Linked DNA regions of Homo sapiens: region 1 is linked to region 2. A link is a contact called in ENCODE Hi-C or POLR2A ChIA-PET data. All regions are on one chromosome and are shown on one strand. Each heading gives the region's core, a stretch centred on a gene start or an enhancer-like site at or near the end of the contact. The rest is flanking DNA. Distances are from core to core; before and after follow the strand shown.

Region 1 (2,792 bases), core at 38-2,537, 290 kb after region 2:
GTTCAGGCATATGGAAAATACCTGTTAGTTCAACTAAATACACCTAATATGAAAAATGGACTCTGTTCCTTGTGCTAAACAAATGCATTAACAAATTTGCATAATGTAAACTCATCCCTTTAATGACTGTTTGGCCCCAAAATATTGCTGGGGTTATTCTTTCCTCCTCTCCTCTCAGCCTAATTTTTTCTCACAGAGAAAGTGGGAAGGAGAATACTCTGGAATGAGACAGATGTGAGATCAAATCTCTTTTTTGTTTCTTGCTGTGTGATTACGGGCAGGTTGCCTAACCTCTCTGAGACCACAGTTTCTTTTGTGTGTAAAATGGAAATTGTATCCCTTTCTAAGGGTGATTTAAGAATTGTATGATATGGCCGGGTGCAGTGGCTCATGCCTGTAATCCCAGCACTTTGGAAGGCCGAGGTGGGTGGATCATGAGGTCAGGAGTTCAAGACCAGCCTGGCCAACTTGGTGAAACCCTGTCTCTACTAAAAATACAAAAAAAAGAAAAAAAAAATTAGCCAGGTGTGGCGGTGGGCACCTGTAATCCCAGCTACTTGGGAGGCTGAGGCAGAGAATTGCTTGAACCTGGGAGATGGAGGTTGCAGTGAGCTGAGATCGTGCCACTGCACTCCAGCCTGGGTGATAGAGCAAGACTGTGTCTCAAACAAACAAACAAAGAATTGTATGATATGATGGATATAAAGCACCCAGCTCAGACTTGTTTTGGCCACACTGACAGAGGAAGGTGAAGCTTTGAGGCATAAGAGAAGAGCCCCAGAATGAAGAAAGAAGGAGAATATGGCTTTATTCACAGCTGACTCACTTTGGGAGAGTCACGGCTTCTCTCTGGAACTCAGTTTCCCACTTAGAACATGGGGAAGGTAGAAGTGTGTGGAGTGTGTAGAGTGGTCAAGAGCCTGGATCAGGGGCTTAAATCCTGGCTGCCTTACCTTGGGCCACTTCACCGTGCTGTGAATTTCCTTCTCTGTCAAATAGAGGCCTTGTGCAAATTGTTTGAAAGCCTTTGCAGCAATGCTTCGAGTGTGGTGTTGTTTGAGTATCAGTGTTTGCCATTATTCTTATAACAAGGTTCTCTTTGGTCCCTTCTGGCTCTGTTTTTATTTATTTTTTTATTTCTACTTCCTCTGCCCTCAAATTTTCAAGGACAGGCTGATTTTTATTTTATTCTTCAACATTAAGGTAACTGCAAACATATTGTTGAAGGAAAATAAAAGGTACTTCTCAGGCTTTCGTCTGCAATAACTTAAAGAAAAGGACCCAGAAAAAAAAAAAAACCCAAGGACCCAGCACTGTCTTGATTCTGTACAAATGTTCACCTCCTTCAAAGAGGCAAGAAGGCAAGTCCTGCCAGATCTGATTGTGCAGACCCAAAGGATCTGATCGCCCGTCACTAAGGCTACTAATCAAATTTCCATCCAATATGCTCACGCAGGATTTCCTGATCAAACACTTAAGCCTGCCCCTCTGCACCCCCATTAGCTAACATGTTTTATATGCAGAGGGGTCATCAAAAGTGTAATTGCCTTAAAGAAACTTAATCCCGCATTCTTGTCAACTCAAAGATAACTAATAATGCTTGCTAGCTGATATTTTTCCAACATCAAGAGTGTACCAGAAATTAGGATCTTGTTCTTAATCTTCCTCACAGCAGATGTTGAAACCTAGGTGTACTGATATCTCTCACGGGCCAGGTAAAAGGATGAATTTTCTCTAAAATTAGCTGGCTTTTCTGGGACAATATGCTGCTGCCACGTAATGCTAGAAGACTGGAATAGGCTGTGGAGATCCAAGCCCAATGGTTTTTCCTAGTCAGTGTAACATTATTTTGGCTTCCAAGTTCAAAGTTTACCTGTGAATGCTTCTGAGGATATGGCATCCATTTTACATTTGAATACATTTAATCAGCTAACATTATGGAGTGTCTGCAAAAGAAGTTTGCTAGATGCCCGCCCGAAAAGAAAGCAAAGTGAAAGTACAGCACAAGAAAGGGATTATGTGAGTGTTGATTTTAATGTCAGTTATTGTATTTAATAAGGGTAATTAAAAACATTACATGCTTGATATTGGTTTATTATGTGGATATATTCTAAACATAGCATGTGCCTAACAATTCATTATTTTGCCATGCTTCACAGCTTCTAATATGTCCATTTGGTCAGTGTTTCAGGGAATTTTTTTTTCAAAAATTGAGATTTTTTAAAGCTCTTATTTCTAAAGGTGTTTCTCATATTTGAAGTAAGTTTTCTGTTTCCATTTTCAAATAATCACTATGTGATTATTTTATAATCATGTAGTATTCCCTTTAAGGGGAAAAACTTCCCATATCCATGTGCATACATGTACATGTGCCTGCCTGCACATGTGTGCTCGCGCATACACATACCTGCACGGACACATCAACAATGCCTCACTGGGATTTGTGGTTTGAATGAGAAATGGTCCCAGTCAGGCTGGGACAAGTAGGTCAGGAAATTTAACCTGACTTTCCCAACCCCAGTCATCACTGGCAGGGTCTGAAAAGGCCAGGTTTGTCAGGACTCAAGGATCCTTGGTGTCTGAGTGGCAAAACTGATTTGAGGTCCTGTCTGTCCTGTCCTAACATTTGCCCTAGACTCCTCCAAGTGGCACTAACTAACCCAGGCTTTTGTGCACAGTGCCTCCACTTGTGTGATTACCCCTGACTCCACTCCTGGATGAGGTCAGGGGTCATCTGCACAGACTTGTTCCACTACTTCGGCAGGACAAAGAAAATGTGTTCCTTGTGTTTA
Region 2 (3,122 bases), core at 1-2,500:
CAATGCCAAAAATATATGCCCACTCTGCAGGCGAATGACAGACACACACACCTCCCACCCTGTCACCAATACACAACTGACACTGTACACACACATTTGCAGCAGATACAGACTACACAATTACTTGCCCATGGGCTAAATTTTCACGCTAGACAAAGCACAAACAGACATGCACACAGCAGGCTGCTTTCTGTTCTGCAACTCCCCTTAGCCAGATAGTGGAGCAGCCGGGCACCAAAGGCACCCAGACACCAGGCCTGACCAGCCTCTAGGGCTTCCTGCTCCAGCTGAGCCTCCCTCTCCATCCTGCTCCTGCCGGTTCCTGGTAAGCTCCAGTCCCAGTCTTGAGGTGATGCCCCCTGAGAATCCCCGTGGCTTGGTCTCCTGCCTTGTAGCCTCTCGCAGGATGCCTGTGGGGGGCGGGGGGCATTCTGAGCAGAAGCCACTTGGGCCCAACTATACATAACAGGATACCACCCTGAGGTTCCTACCGCCTGACCACTGGAGGGCTGAAGTGAGAGGCCTGCAGGCTCATTCCCGTGGCGCAAAACCGCTCCTGGCCCACCAGCCGGCCTGGACCTGCCGCCACATTGCTGGCCAGGCCCCGAGATAGACGGGGGGGGGGCAGTGAGGGCTGGGTGCGGGGTCTAGTCTCAGCTGAGCAGCAGCCCGCAAGAACCGGCGGATCTATCCTATCAGAAGTCGGAAGTCATCTATCCCATCAGAAGAGTGAAAGCCGACCACCCCCTAATCCGCCTGGGAGAACCAGACTGCAACCAGGTCAAACGCCTGTGTGCCTGCGCGGAAGCATGGATCTTAATTCGTTATTTGGGGATCTCAGTAAAGGAAGAGAGAGAAAGAAAAAAGACTAAATTTCTGCAGCCGCGAAGTATGTTCAATCCTTACTGAAACCTCCAAATCTCCTACCCATATCTCAAGGTAAATGAATTCTGACTATTAAAAATAATAAAGCAGTCACTTCTCACATTTGTACAGAGGTTAGCAGTTTGCAGCGCATTTCCACAACCAGAATTTTATCTATTAATGTTTGGAACAAACTCTTGGCTGTTATAGTTGACTCAAAATCGAAAAGTTTGAGAACAATAATAAAAACACAGCCAGCCCATACACCTAGTACAACTGTGTATGAGGTAGAATACAAACTTGAATAGGTACAAAAATAAACCAAGTCCTACCTACAGTCGCGCCTTGTGAACGAACCACGGCAGAAAAAGTCTTTCTGCTGACGTTAAACAGCCGCAACGGGCCAGTGATGACACAGAAAACAAACAATCCCAGGAAAACAAAGCAGCAGCGACAGCCACAAACGCCTGCCACCCCGGTTGCTCTCAATCTTTGTTTAACTCATTCTGAAAAAGATAAAATTTTGCTGAAAATCTTCCTCTTTTAACTAGCTGCTGAACTAAGGAGCGACAGAAATAAAGAAGTCCGTGTTAAAAGAAGGAACACAAAATTTATTCGGGAATCGACAAGGCAAAAAACAAAAACAAAACAAAAAAACACAACAAAAGTGCTCTAGTTCTCTCTAGAAAATTTGGTCCCCCAAACAACAAGCTACAGTACAACCAGGTCTATGGTTTTCGGGCCGGGCCGGCTCCGGGCCACAAGACCGCCTAGGTCGGCCGCTGCCGGGTTTCACATTTCTCCTTCCCAAGGTGGGAGAAGCAGGAGGTTTGAAAAACAAAAAGCAGGGAGGACGAGCCGTCCCAGCAGCGTGGGCCAGGCAGGCAGTGATCTCCCTGCCTCCAGGACTTGCATCGAAAGATCCGGGGACATTTGTTTTTGATTTTTTTCTTCAGATAGGGAGAGGGTGAAACTTCCCCAATTGGTAGACGAAACCATCTTTTATTGGATATATTCTCCTAACTCTGAACACAGCTTTTTGAAGGCCCAACAAAAACTCTAACGCAAATCTTCCAGAAGAGAAGATGAGGAATACTAAAGCTTTTGATTTTCATATTTGGATTTAGCAAACTCCAAGGCCACAATACTTCCCCGGTTGCCCGGTGAATTTTTTTTCCTTTTTTTTTTTTTAAATACTCTCTTAAAAAGTTCCACCGATCTTTCAAACAAAACATTAGCCAGCCGCCGGGGCCCGGAGGTGCCCGAAGCGACGGGACTGATAGCGGAGGAAACGCAGCCTCCCTCCGCGCCCGCCCGCGGTGTAAACCGAGTACAGGCCGTGGAGCCAGGCTGCCCCGGCTCCCGCTGGGTCCCAACCCCCGCCCCGCCTAGTGGGCCCCGCGGCAAGCGGCTTCTGAACAGCTTCAAGAGGGTTCGCGGAGCAAACACACGTATTGGTCCGTCCCTTTCTCGGGCAGCGCGGTCCCGCCATCAGTCCTGTCCGGCGCGTCTAGCCATGGACTGCACGGCAGTCGGGCGGGGAACGCGGAGAGCGAGCGCACCGACCTGTGAGAGAAGGCCAAGAGGTCTGCGCTGCCGACGCCCGGTCGCACCTCCGCCCCGGGCCCTTTCCGCGGTGAATTTGGGCAGGAGACGCTGGGGCTCCGGAAAGAGACGAGCCCAGTAGAAAGCGCGCAGAGAGGCAGCTTCAGGCCAGGGGAGTGCAAGGTCACAGAGGTCAGGGAGGTGAGCACAGGAGGACATAAACTGAGGGGACAAAGAGGAGCGACAGGAGCTTAGGAAAGCGAAAAAGCACAGAGGGACCCTGGGCGCTGGCTCCAGAGGCGGGCCCAGAGGGTGTGAGGTCAGGCTGGCGGCGGCGTCGTCGGCTGCGACCGGGGCCGGCGTCGCGCGTCCCTGCATCCTCGCATCCGTCTGCACCGGCATGCGGTGGGCTCTCAGAGATCGAGGCGCGAATGCAGCGCGCCGGTCTTGCTGTCGTGGTCCCAGTAAGAGCAATGCATCATGGCGAGCTCGGGCTGCCGGGCACAAGCGAACTGCAGGCCCGGCGCACTGGTGGGCGCGGGCGCCGGGGGCGCGGCGGTGGCTGGGCTGGCAGGGCTGAGCTGGCCCGGCGGCGGCGCGGCGGCCCCGTGGTGCGGTGGGGCAGGCGGCGGTGCGGCGGCCGCGTGCAGATGGTGTGCGTGCGGATGCGGGTGGGGGTGCGGCGGAGGCGGGGGTGCGGCCGGCGGGCCTCC

What was found. A loop is a pair of places that touch in the nucleus more often than their neighbours do. ChIA-PET counts read pairs that join two places held with the same protein, here RNA polymerase II (POLR2A). Pooled maps may share reads with other maps.
Region 1: a loop to region 2 is called in a map of ovary, with 3 times the contacts of the local background. The contact joins the promoter of PISRT1 here to the promoter of LINC01391 in region 2. A Hi-C loop is called at or near these places in 3 of 168 maps with a recorded cell type or tissue (all ovary) and 4 of 50 pooled maps. POLR2A ChIA-PET finds 5 or more read pairs at or near these places in 1 of 52 experiments (WTC11).

The regions. Positions count from the first base shown.
Region 1 is chr3:139,232,235-139,235,026 of GRCh38, forward strand. PISRT1 (PISRT1 lncRNA) reads right to left here and starts at 1,288. Exons shown (of 1, transcript NR_027070.1): 1 at 758-1,288.
Region 2 is chr3:138,942,770-138,945,891 of GRCh38, forward strand. It overlaps LINC01391 (long intergenic non-protein coding RNA 1391), which reads right to left and starts at 1,251. Exons shown (of 3, transcript NR_121649.1): 1 at 1,197-1,251. It overlaps FOXL2 (forkhead box L2), which reads right to left. Exons shown (of 1, transcript NM_023067.4): 1 at 1,455-3,122. The coding sequence ends at 2,823. RefSeq lists an enhancer at 1,754-2,343.